Linked DNA regions of Homo sapiens: region 1 is linked to region 2. A link is a contact called in ENCODE Hi-C or POLR2A ChIA-PET data. All regions are on one chromosome and are shown on one strand. Each heading gives the region's core, a stretch centred on a gene start or an enhancer-like site at or near the end of the contact. The rest is flanking DNA. Distances are from core to core; before and after follow the strand shown.

The links. Hi-C counts contacts between places; a loop is a spot of excess contacts on that map. ChIA-PET counts read pairs that join two places held with the same protein, here RNA polymerase II (POLR2A). Pooled maps may share reads with other maps.
Region 1: a pooled map shows a loop between it and region 2 (3-fold over the local background). The contact joins two enhancer-like sites. A Hi-C loop is called at or near these places in 3 of 50 pooled maps. POLR2A ChIA-PET finds 5 or more read pairs at or near these places in 2 of 52 experiments (Panc1 and naive thymus-derived CD4-positive, alpha-beta T cell).

Annotation. Positions count from the first base shown.
Region 1 is chr15:75,531,333-75,537,144 of GRCh38, reverse strand. All of the region lies in intron 1 of PTPN9 (protein tyrosine phosphatase non-receptor type 9), which reads left to right. Among named protein-coding and RNA genes, the nearest start is that of PTPN9, 45 kb to the left of the region's middle. Within about 2 kb of position 4,529, at least 23 of the 41 ENCODE cell types and tissues checked have a DNase peak (open chromatin) inside an H3K27ac peak, as active enhancers do.
Region 2 is chr15:75,680,075-75,685,184 of GRCh38, reverse strand. CSPG4 (chondroitin sulfate proteoglycan 4) reads left to right here. Exons shown (of 10, transcript NM_001897.5): 5 at 273-449; 6 at 2,144-2,342; 7 at 2,444-2,578; 8 at 2,726-2,892. Among named protein-coding and RNA genes, the nearest start is that of CSPG4, 30 kb to the left of the region's middle. RefSeq lists an enhancer at 1,884-2,728. Within about 2 kb of position 1,250, at least 2 of the 41 ENCODE cell types and tissues checked have a DNase peak (open chromatin) inside an H3K27ac peak, as active enhancers do.

The DNA of each region.
Region 1 (5,812 bases), core at 3,280-5,779, 150 kb after region 2:
CCTGACCTCAGGTGATCCGCCTGCCTTGGCCTCCCAAAGTGCTGGGATTACAGGTGTGAGCCACCATGCCTGGCCTGCAATCACTAGTATTTCTAAAAGAAAATTGTAAAAGTTCCTTTGTTCTTCATCTTCTGTCTGCCCTCTAAATGTTAATAATATTGAGACTTCAATAATTAATTCATTCATTCATCATAGATATTTATTAAGTAAGTGCTTTGTGCCAGGCACAGTGCTAGGAACTAGGTGAATAAAATAGATATGATCCCTGTCTTCAGGGAACTTACCTCCCTGTTGCTAGATTTTTTTTCCTTTCAGTCTGACTTCCCCACTGCTTATAGTTATTTTTTTGAGGTGGGAGAGGGGAACCAAACTCATCATCTCATCCCTTTGCTTAAAGATCTCTATTGAATCTTTTATGTTTATAGGATCATGTCTGGAATTTGAAGTACAGCATACAAGGGCCTTCCCAGTCTGGTTCAGCCCCCCTGTTCACACATCTCCCACCATTCTCCCTCATACACATTGGACACACTAGCTATATGATATCCCCAATAAGCCCTGTTCTTTCATGACCCTGATTTGAAACATTTTGTTCTCTGACTAGAATACTTTTCTCTGCCTGACAGATTCCTACTCATCCTTCAAGGCACTCCTAAAAAAATTTTTTTTATATCCATAGAGAGAGTTTGAATCCCATAGCATTCTGTTCATAGAACCTTCCTAGAATTTATTACATTATGTGGTAAAGATGTATTTATACATCTGTCTCCATAGTTAAATGATTGTAAACTGCTTGGAATAGGGTCTTTATGTCTCTATGTTGTGTCTTCTCACTTGATCTTAGCGAAAGGCCAAGAAGCGATCTATGTTGTGTCTTCTCAACAACTACTGTACTGATTAGCACAGAATGGGCCCTCAGCAAATATTTGTTGTGAATGTTTGACTAATCCTTTCTTTTCCCCTTCCCTTAAGTTTTTCTTTAAATGTGTGTGTGCACAGATTATGACTGGCCTTTTACTTTTTGCAAATTTTTGTTATTACATTGTTTTATAATACGATAAAATCAGAAAATATACTTAAAACTTTTCCCAAATGCAGTAAGAGCCTATTTAAGAAAGCATTATCTCTTTTAAAATCACATTTTAAGAAAAGGCAATGTTTTCCTGAGAAGTGGAAAATATTTGAGATAAACCAGTAAATATTAAAGGGACTGGATTTGTTTCCTTTTTTGGTACATTAACAAAGTGCTTATGGAAAAATCGTAGTTTTAGTTTGGAAATTCATCAAACCTCTTGCTGCCTTATAGCAAACCAGTGTGTCTTTGCTCAGAGTCTCACCTAGCAGATTAATATGGGCTGAAGAGATCAATAGATATAAAAAGGCAGTAATCACAATGAAGGAGAGAGGGGGGAAACAGGTCATGAGAGGAAGGTAGTTCATTAATGCATCCATCACTGAAATAATGGAGAAATGGCATATTTGTTGAAATACAGAAGTATCTTCAAATTTGTTAAAAGCCAGACATTGCATCTTATCTTGAATCACTTTCCTTATTTAGGTCTTCATTGCAGGATGACTGACTGCATTTTTTCATGGTGTTTGTTCTGCACAACACCTGTAATCAACACCTGTTTCTTTATTGTATTGAGACCTCTCCATAGTTTGCGCTGTTAAAAGGAGCTTGTGCCTAGGATGGCATTGTTAATCTCTGGAGCTGCCAGAGAAGTCTGAGAGTAGGGACAAAAAGATGGGAACTGAAGTCTAAATACTTCTGGCCTCAGCTTTTTCTTTATAGCCACAGAGCCTTGAATAAGGAATAATTGGTCCTTTAAAAAGTGTTTTCAGTTGAGGCCGGGCGCGGTGGCTCAGGCCTGTAATCCCAGCACTTTGGGAGGCCGAGGCAGGTGGATCACGAGGTCAAGGGATCGAGACCATCCTGGCCAACATAGTGAAACCCCGTCTCTACTAAAAATACAAAAAAATAGCCAGGCATGGTGGCGGCCGCCTGTAGTCCCAGCTACTCAGGAGGCTGAGGCAGGAGAATGGCGTGAACCCAGGAGACGGAGCTTGCAGTGAGCCGAGATCACGCCACTGCACTCCAGCCTGGGCAACAGAGTGAGACTCTGTCTCAAAAAAAAAAAAAATCGTTTTCAGTTGAATGTTTATTTCTTTTGTTTTTCTTTCTTTCTTGTCACCCAGGCTGGAGTACAATGACATGATCTTGGCTTACTGCAGCCTCTGCCTCCTGGGTTCAAGCTATTCTCCCGCATCAGCCTCCTGAGTAGCTGGGATTACAGGCGCAAGCCAGCACACCTGGTTAATTTTTGTTTTCTTAGTAGAGACGAGGTTTCACCCTGTTGGCCAGGCTGGTCTCAAACTTCTGACCTCAGGTGATCCACCTGCCTCGGCCTCCCAAGGTGCTGGGATTATAGGCGTGAACCATTGCACCTGGCCTTTTTTTTTTTTTTTTGAGATAGAGTCTCACTCAGTCACCCAGGCTGGACTGCAGTGGTATGATCTTGGCCCTCTGCAGCCTTGGCATCCTAGGCTCAAGCACTCCTCCCACCTCAGCCCCCCGAGTAGCTGGGACCACAGGCATGTGCCACCATGCATGGCTAATTTTTAAATTTTTTTGTAGAGATGGGGTCTCACCATGTTGCCCAGGCTGGTCTCTAACTCCTGGGCTCAAGCAGTCTTCCCACCTTGGCCTTCCAAAGTGCTGGGATTACAGATGTGAGCCACCACTCCCAGCCTGAACACATATTTCTAGTTTAAATGTATGGTTTTGTATAAAATGGATTAGAGAGATTGCATTGATACAGACTAAAGGGAAGCAACAGAGGTCATATGATTCTAAGAAATTCTATCTTTGTTGAAAGAAGTTTTAGTGTGAAATGACCAGAGTAAAGAAAAAAGAGAATGAACATTCATCCATTCAGAGACTACCAAGTGCTAGGTATGGTAGTGGGTGCTCTTCCATCCGTTTCTCATTCAAGGTGAGGAAATTGTGGCTCAGAGAGGTTAAATGACTTGCCCAAATAACACACAGTAGTGAATAAGAAGATGGATTGGTTCTTTATAATCCCCAAAACCACACTAAACTTTCTCCTTTGTTGCTAGGTAACTGATATTTCAGGAGACAGAAGTTTTTTGTTTATTTCAAGAGCAGGTTTCTTACAGGTCTGGCTCTTCACTCTCCTAGGTTGTCTTGGGATATAGGATTTAAGGTACTACCTGTGGAACTGAGAGTGCCAGCACATTATTCTTGTCCTCTTGAGTGGCTAGTTCCTTGCCCAAAGCTCATCTCAAAATTATAGCTGCTCTTGGGAGTTTGATGTAACATGGAGGCTATGTTGTTGGTTTTATTCTCTCTGATACCATTATTTCAACACTAATGAATTGTGTCCAGGGTGTACCCTGCTTAATTGACAGCTTTCTCAGCTGTTTTATAGCAGGTTCTCTAGTATCTTTATCTTCATGGCCATAGTCAAGAAACTTGTTTTTATTTATTTAAACATGGTTGTGGGAGAAGTAGATAATTATAGTATGCTTTTTGACTATGCAGGAACAAATCTTACCCTTGAGGCCAGGCACGGTGGCTCATGCCTGTAATTCCAGCACTTTGGGAGGCTGAGGCAGGTGGATTTCTTGAGCCCAGGAGTTCGAGATCAGCCTGGGCTACATGGTGAAACCCCATCTCTACTAAAAAATGCAAAAATTAGCCAGGCATGGTGACGTGTGCATGTAGTCTCAGCCACTTGGAAAGGCTGAGGCAGGAGGATCAATTGAGCCCAGGAGGTCGAGGCTGCAGTGAGCCATGATTGCTCCACTCCATCCTCGGTGACAAAGCAACAACCTGTCTCAAAAAAGCAAAACAAAACAAATCTTACCCTTACCTGAAAAACTGGTTAAGGAGGGTTGTAAGTGGTAATGTTAGTTTCTCCATATATCAATTCAGACCTTATCCCAAAGGAAGACCAGAGCTGTTTGAACTCCAGCTCTTCCTTAGCTGCCAGGTGTTAACAACTTGTGTTTCATAAGCATAGATAGATTCAAACCATTGTCCTGGAGTTAAAATATTTTCTAAGCTGTGACTCATCTTTTGGCTCATTCTTTCTTTCACTAGGAAATAAACTGAGTTTTAATTTTGAGAATTTCAATTATCCCTTCTGAAGACTGTGTTGCTGATTAAAGTTGCTGGGACTTGTTTTTCTGGTAACCAGCAGAGCTACAAATTACTTTGTACTCAGTGGTCATGTTAAACCTATGTGTAAGCAGAGGGAGAAATCTGATTAACTGTCTAAAGGAAGGTTGTTGAAGATGAGGCCATTCTTTCTGACTCCTTTTAGAGGTTCATCTCTTCCACCAGAGGGATGGGTGTGCAGGAGGGTGAATCTGAGGCTGAACAGAGCAGGTGCTACGCATGTGTATTTGTATCTGTAAATATCACATCACTGTTTATAGTACACTGGACTCTACATGCAAGGCCTGGTCAGGCCAAACCAGGAGGAATTGTTCCTGTGCTTAAAGCCAAGAATAACATCCTGACCAGCAGGGGGACAGAGGTCAGCTCAAGGCAACAGCTCTTGGGAGCTACAGAACATTAAGGACCTTGGAGGAACTGAGCTTAATAAAAAGGAAGGCAAGATGTACTTTGAAGGAAGTGTGTGAAACCTGCATGCCTTTCTCTTATTAGGACATGGTTTATTTATGAAAAATGAAAAGTTATCTTTTTTTTTTTTTGAGACAGAGTCTCGCACTGTCTCCTGGGCTGGAATGCAGTGGCACGATCTTGGATCACTGCAACCTCTGCCTCCTGGGTTCAAGCGATTCTACTGCCTCAGCCTCCCACGTAGCTGGGATTACAGGCACCTGCCACCACACCCTGTTAATTGTTTGTATTTTCAGTAGAGACAGGGTTTCATTCACTATGTTGGCCAGGCTGGTCTCGAACCCCTGACCTCATGATCTGCCCACCTTGGCTTCCCAAAGTGCTGGGTTTACAGGGGCGAGCCACTGTGCCCAGCCAAAAAATGAAAATTTATCTTAACAGATGGATATGTGATGAGTTCATATCACCTCTTGGTCATTTACATTTTCCACTTCTACTTATACATTGATTTATCCGTTGATTATTTTTTATTAGAAATTGTATACCCAGCTAAGTAGCAGGAAAAATATGTTCTATTATTCTGGTGTTTTATTCTATAAGCAACATCAGAGAGGCCCACTAGAGAACTGTATTTAAAGGATAATAGGTTAATTAAAAAACAGGTACCATGTCTCGGCCGGGGGTGGTGGCTCACGCCTGTAATCCCAGCACTTTGGGAGGCCGAGGCAGGTGGATCACGAGGTGAGGAGATCGAGACCATCCCAGCTAACATGGTGAAACCCTGTCTCTATTAAAAATACAAAAAAATTAGCCGGGTGTGGTGGCGGGAGCCTGAAGCAGGAGAATGGCGTGAACCCGGGAGGTGGAGCTTGCCAGGAGCCAAGATTGCGCCACTGTACTCCAGCCTGGGCGACAGAGCGAGATTCTGTCTCAAAAGAAAAAAAAAAAGCAGAAAAAACAAAAAACAAAAACAGGTACCATGTCTCCTGGGGAATTTACTGACTGGCTAGAGTTTTATTTCTGGGATCTTTCTGTGCTCACTTCTTTTTCCTTCCATCTTTCCTCATTTTGATGCTGGCCACTCACTCCACAGAGGCAATTCAAACTATTTTCTGAAGGAGCATTCTAAGTTTGTCCTGTTGTCTTCTCTGGGACTCATTTCTCTGGCGTGGCTTCAGCTGGTTCCAGGCCAGAATGATC
Region 2 (5,110 bases), core at 1-2,500:
CAGCTCTGGGGGCAGAGTGGAGGGAGCCCTGGGGACTCCCAGTCTGGGGGTTATACACAGAGAGGAGACGGGGAGTCACATTTCAGAAGCACCTATGCTTTAAATACCATATATCTTTTCTTCCTCACAACTCCTCGGAGCCAGAACTTATGGTCCCCATTTTCTACCAATGGAAAATGAAGCCCTAAAAGAGTCAGTCTCCTCCTGCACCCAAAGGCAGGGCATGAAGGGTGCTGCTGGGGCCTGACTGCCAGCCCTGGGCCTGCCCCTAGGTGGAAGAGCAGCTGATCCGCTACGTGCATGACGGGAGCGAGACACTGACAGACAGTTTTGTCCTGATGGCTAATGCCTCCGAGATGGATCGCCAGAGCCATCCTGTGGCCTTCACTGTCACTGTCCTGCCTGTCAATGACCAACCCCCCATCCTCACTACAAACACAGGCCTGCAGGTGAGAGCATCCCTGGGAACACCCCCATGTCTGCTTCGAGAAAGAGGCCAGCGTCCCCTACTTCGCGGCTCAGAGCTCCCCCAGCTCTGATCCTCAGTTTCCTCCTCTGCAAAATGGGGACGCTGCCACATGCCTCACGGGGTTGTTGGAAGGAGAGAAGTGAGATTGTGCTGAAATAGAACACAGGTGGGAAGTTTTTTTATTGGATGTTTGCAAGTATGGTAGGCAGACTTCTGAGCGGCCACGGGTGGCTCTGCTGTTCCTTCTTCTGTGGCTAAGGACCAGAACATCTGACAGAATCACTTACAAGCCCTTAAGGGCAGGCATCAGGGCGGAAGCTGTTAAGTTTCCCACCTTCACCCAGCAAGTGAAGGCCATGGCTTGGCTCCCCAAACTCCTGCACAAGGCTGTTCCACGCCCAGCAGGACAGTGCAGGGAAGGCCCTGGTGAACTTCGCTCAGGCAGAGGTAAGGGCCCCACTCTGCAGGTGGAAGTTGAGGCCCAGACGTGGGATGGAACTTCTCCATGGTTGCAAAAGTAGTTCTGGTGGAACAGAAAGGGCATGGCTTTACAAAGCCCACATGGCAGGGCTTTGAACCCCAGCTTCTGGGGTGCATCCTCCCCGGTCAGCAGGAGCCACTGAAGTTTCCATAAAGGGCTGACTTGGGCTGTCTCTGGCATGGGGTGCCTGGGGCGGGGGTGGGGGCGGGGCCTTGGTGGTCTAGGATGTGCCCGTAGCGGGTGGCCTGGTGGTGCGGAAGCCGCCAAAGAGTGGGACACAGTGCTCTGGAACCACAGGCCAGGACGGCTGTGTGGCAGCACAGCCACCAGGTGGTGCCATCTACCTGTGTTTGCTCCAGAAGCCTAGTGCTGGGGTCCTGCCCCGCAACATTATGGCCCCTCCTGCCAGGGCTGGGCCTGAGGGCTCCCTGGGGCCGGGGGAGGAAGCCCAGGAATGCCAGAAGGCTCTGTTTTCCGGGCATGTGAGTCCCACTGCAGCTCTGCCCGCAAGTAATTGACCCAGCAAGACTGGTACCAGGACCTCAGGAACAGGCACCTGCTCTGCTTGCAAGTGGGAGGCCTGAAAAAGGGGTCCCCTTTGCCCAACATAAGGAGGGCCCCTAACTGCTCTGGAAGCACCTGGGCCCATCCCACGCTGATTCTGTGCTGCAGAACAGTGCCAACCATCAGCCCCCCACTCTCTGCGCCACGCACCCCTCCCTCAGCTGGAAGGAGGGCCCATTTCTAAAATCACCATTCCCACCTGTGCCCGGCCCCGGCCAGGCACACACGGAGGCTCTGAAAGGAGACCCCTGTCCCACCAGTGAGACAGATTAGGGAGCACTGTTGGTCAGCGCTGGGGGTTTCTGGGAGTGAGAACTTGGTGAGGGTAAGAGCTGGGGCCTTCCTGGGTAGGGGACATAAGCTGGCCTTGAGGGACACACAGGACTAGGGCAGATGGAGAGCAGGGAGGCTGGGCCTGGAGGGTGACCTTCCCTGGGGCCTTCCCTGGGGTGACAGGGAAGGTGAATGCGGGAGGCCCTTTGTGCAGGGGAGCCAGAGTGGCGCCAGCCTCGATGCCACCCGAGGGGCTGAGCCGCAGCAGGACTGGAGCCCTGGTGGCAGCCCAGGGCCGGGGAGGAAGGGGTGGGTGAGTGCGGCAAGGCAGAACCTTCACAGGCCTGTGTTCCCAGATGTGGGAGGGGGCCACTGCGCCCATCCCTGCGGAGGCTCTGAGGAGCACGGACGGCGACTCTGGGTCTGAGGATCTGGTCTACACCATCGAGCAGCCCAGCAACGGGCGGGTAGTGCTGCGGGGGGCGCCGGGCACTGAGGTGCGCAGCTTCACGCAGGCCCAGCTGGACGGCGGGCTCGTGCTGTTCTCACACAGAGGTGGGTGCTGAGGGCCGGGCCTCGGGTTCCTGCTGCCCACGGGGGTGCCCTGAGATGGGGAGCCGGCTCGGGCCAGCTGGACCCAATGCCCCTGTCCCCAGGAACCCTGGATGGAGGCTTCCGCTTCCGCCTCTCTGACGGCGAGCACACTTCCCCCGGACACTTCTTCCGAGTGACGGCCCAGAAGCAAGTGCTCCTCTCGCTGAAGGGCAGCCAGACACTGACTGTCTGCCCAGGTGGGTGTGCTGATCATGGGCATTCCTGGGTGCCAGGAGCTGGGGCGGAGCTGAGGGTGGCATGCCAGGGTCACGCTGCCTCTTTGCAAACACAGGCCTGGACCTGGCTCCCAGTCAAAATCTGATATCCCCTTTTGCCTCTGGCAGGGTCCGTCCAGCCACTCAGCAGTCAGACCCTCAGGGCCAGCTCCAGCGCAGGCACTGACCCCCAGCTCCTGCTCTACCGTGTGGTGCGGGGCCCCCAGCTAGGCCGGCTGTTCCACGCCCAGCAGGACAGCACAGGGGAGGCCCTGGTGAACTTCACTCAGGCAGAGGTAAGGGCCCAACTTTGCAGCCACCACTCAGATGCCCCCAGCCTCAGGTGGCCGCTGTGCCATGGACATCATGTGGACATGGATGCCAGCTCCAGCATCACTGGCAGCAGACGTTCCCGGGCCTGCCATTGTCCAGGCGCTAGTGTCCTGTCCTCCAGGAGCCGCCAGGCTGGCAGGGCAAGTTCATGTTCCCAGAAGGAGGGAGAAGGATGCAGAAAGTCGGGGATACAGGGCCCTAGAGCAGGGCTGGGGTCTTGGGGTATAGCTTCCAGAAGGAAGCTACAGCCGGACCCGAGGGTCTGGAGAGGGGGCACCATGTGGGGGCACTAGTGGTACCCCAGTAGCTGATGAGGGGCAGTGCTTGGTGGGGGATGGAGTTGGACGTGAAGCAGCGGCTGGGCCTGTGGGCAGAGGTGTGAGCCTGGGGCTCAGGTCAAGTGCCAGCCAGAGGCAGAGTGGATCCTAGGGGCAGATGAGCTGATGAAAGGCAGCTGAGTCAGCCAAGAGGGTGAAGCTGCTGTTCATCCGTCCTGGTGGCTTCAGAGACCACCAGGAAGAATTAGAGCTCTCAGCCATGGGTAGCAGCAGACTCTCTGTGATAACTGTGCCATGGGGGCCAGCCCAGTCATCACTTAAATGAACACCACTCGCTGAAGACAGAACAGGAGTTGTTCCATAGCAGGGCAGAGCGGGGCAGACTCTTCCATGGGCCATCCCAGGCAGGCGGCACATGTGATGCTCCCGCCAGGAGGCTGCATGGGCATCTGGACCCAGCACATGATGACAGTGAATTCTGGGTAGGGAGTGGTCTTGTGGGGCGCAGAGCTGACTCTCACTCAGGAGCCACAGCATATGGTACTGCCCCAAGTACCTCCTGAGGGGTCCCCCTGCCAGCCTTCAAAAAATGGCAGAGCCCACCCCAGCCCCCTTTCCTAGCTCGGCAGGGACTCCTGAGCCTGGCACTCTCCCTCCTGAGAGGTGCAGATGGTATTCAGCAAGTGCAAAGGCAAAGTCCCTGCCCAGCAAGTGGCTCAGATTTGGGCATCTGGAAGGAGGTGGCTTTGACAGGTGGAATGAAGTTTCTTGGGCTTCTCACATCAACACCTCCCAGTCCCAGGTTCTGTATTTCCCTGGCTCCCCACTCCTGCTATGGCCCCCTCCCCACAATGAGATATTTGTCAGGCTGGTGTCTGCAGCTGCTGCGTACCCTCAGTTGCTGGGAGCCTTTGTCAAGAATGCCCAGGAATGGAGAGGGCACGGGACCAGGCCATCAGCAACCCTCTTGCACTTTATAGTCCCACGTTACTCAGAGCTTCCCCGTGCCCCAGAAATATGAAGGACTAGACTGAATGGACACCAGGGGGTCAGGCTGGCAGTGCCACCCAGGAAAGCAGGGAAGAGGCTACGTGGGCTACCCTGGCCCACTCTGGGAGGAGGGCAGGACTGGGTATTGTCTTGACAGCAGCCCTGTCCCACAACACTAAACTGGGCAGGGAAGGGGTCAGGTGTCCCCATTTTTCAGATAAGGAAACAGGCTCGTGGAGGGCAGGTAACTTTATTCAGAGCACATGGCGAGTAAGAGGCAAAACTTCTGCCTGCGAGTCCAGGATTTCCTTCACTGGAGGACACTGCTTGCTCCCCAGAGCTCAAGACCCTGTTTTTTGTCTCACTCCCACCCACAGAGCTCCCGTACCCAGGCATCAGCTCCCACTCCCACTCCTGGGGGCTCCATTTCCTTCCTGCCCACCATTCAGCCTGGGCCAGAAGTTGCCACTGGCAACTCTAGTCCTGGGCCAGATCTGGCCCACAGACGTGTTTATTTGGCCTACAAAAAGCAGCTAATACTTTGAAGTTAATTGTCAACATATAACCTTTGGGAAATTAAACAAAAAACTTGATTCCCATTTTCTTAAAAGGCCTGTGTTCCCTCTTACAGCGAAAGCAGGGGAGCAGCCACTTCCTTTAGAACAGGTGCTAGCCCCTATTCAGATAGCTCGGCTCTCCTTCAGACTGGGCTCAGCTGCCCTTTAGCCCAGGCTCTGCTCCCCTTAGACCAGGCCCTGCCCCCACCTCAGACTGGGCCCTGCCTCCCCTTAGCCCGGCCCTGCTCTCCCTTAGCCCAGGCCCTGCCCCATCTTAGACGGGGCCCTGCTCCCCTTACTCCGGCCCCTGCTCCCCCTTACTCCGGGTTCTGCTCCTAGAGTCTTCACAGGTTAAG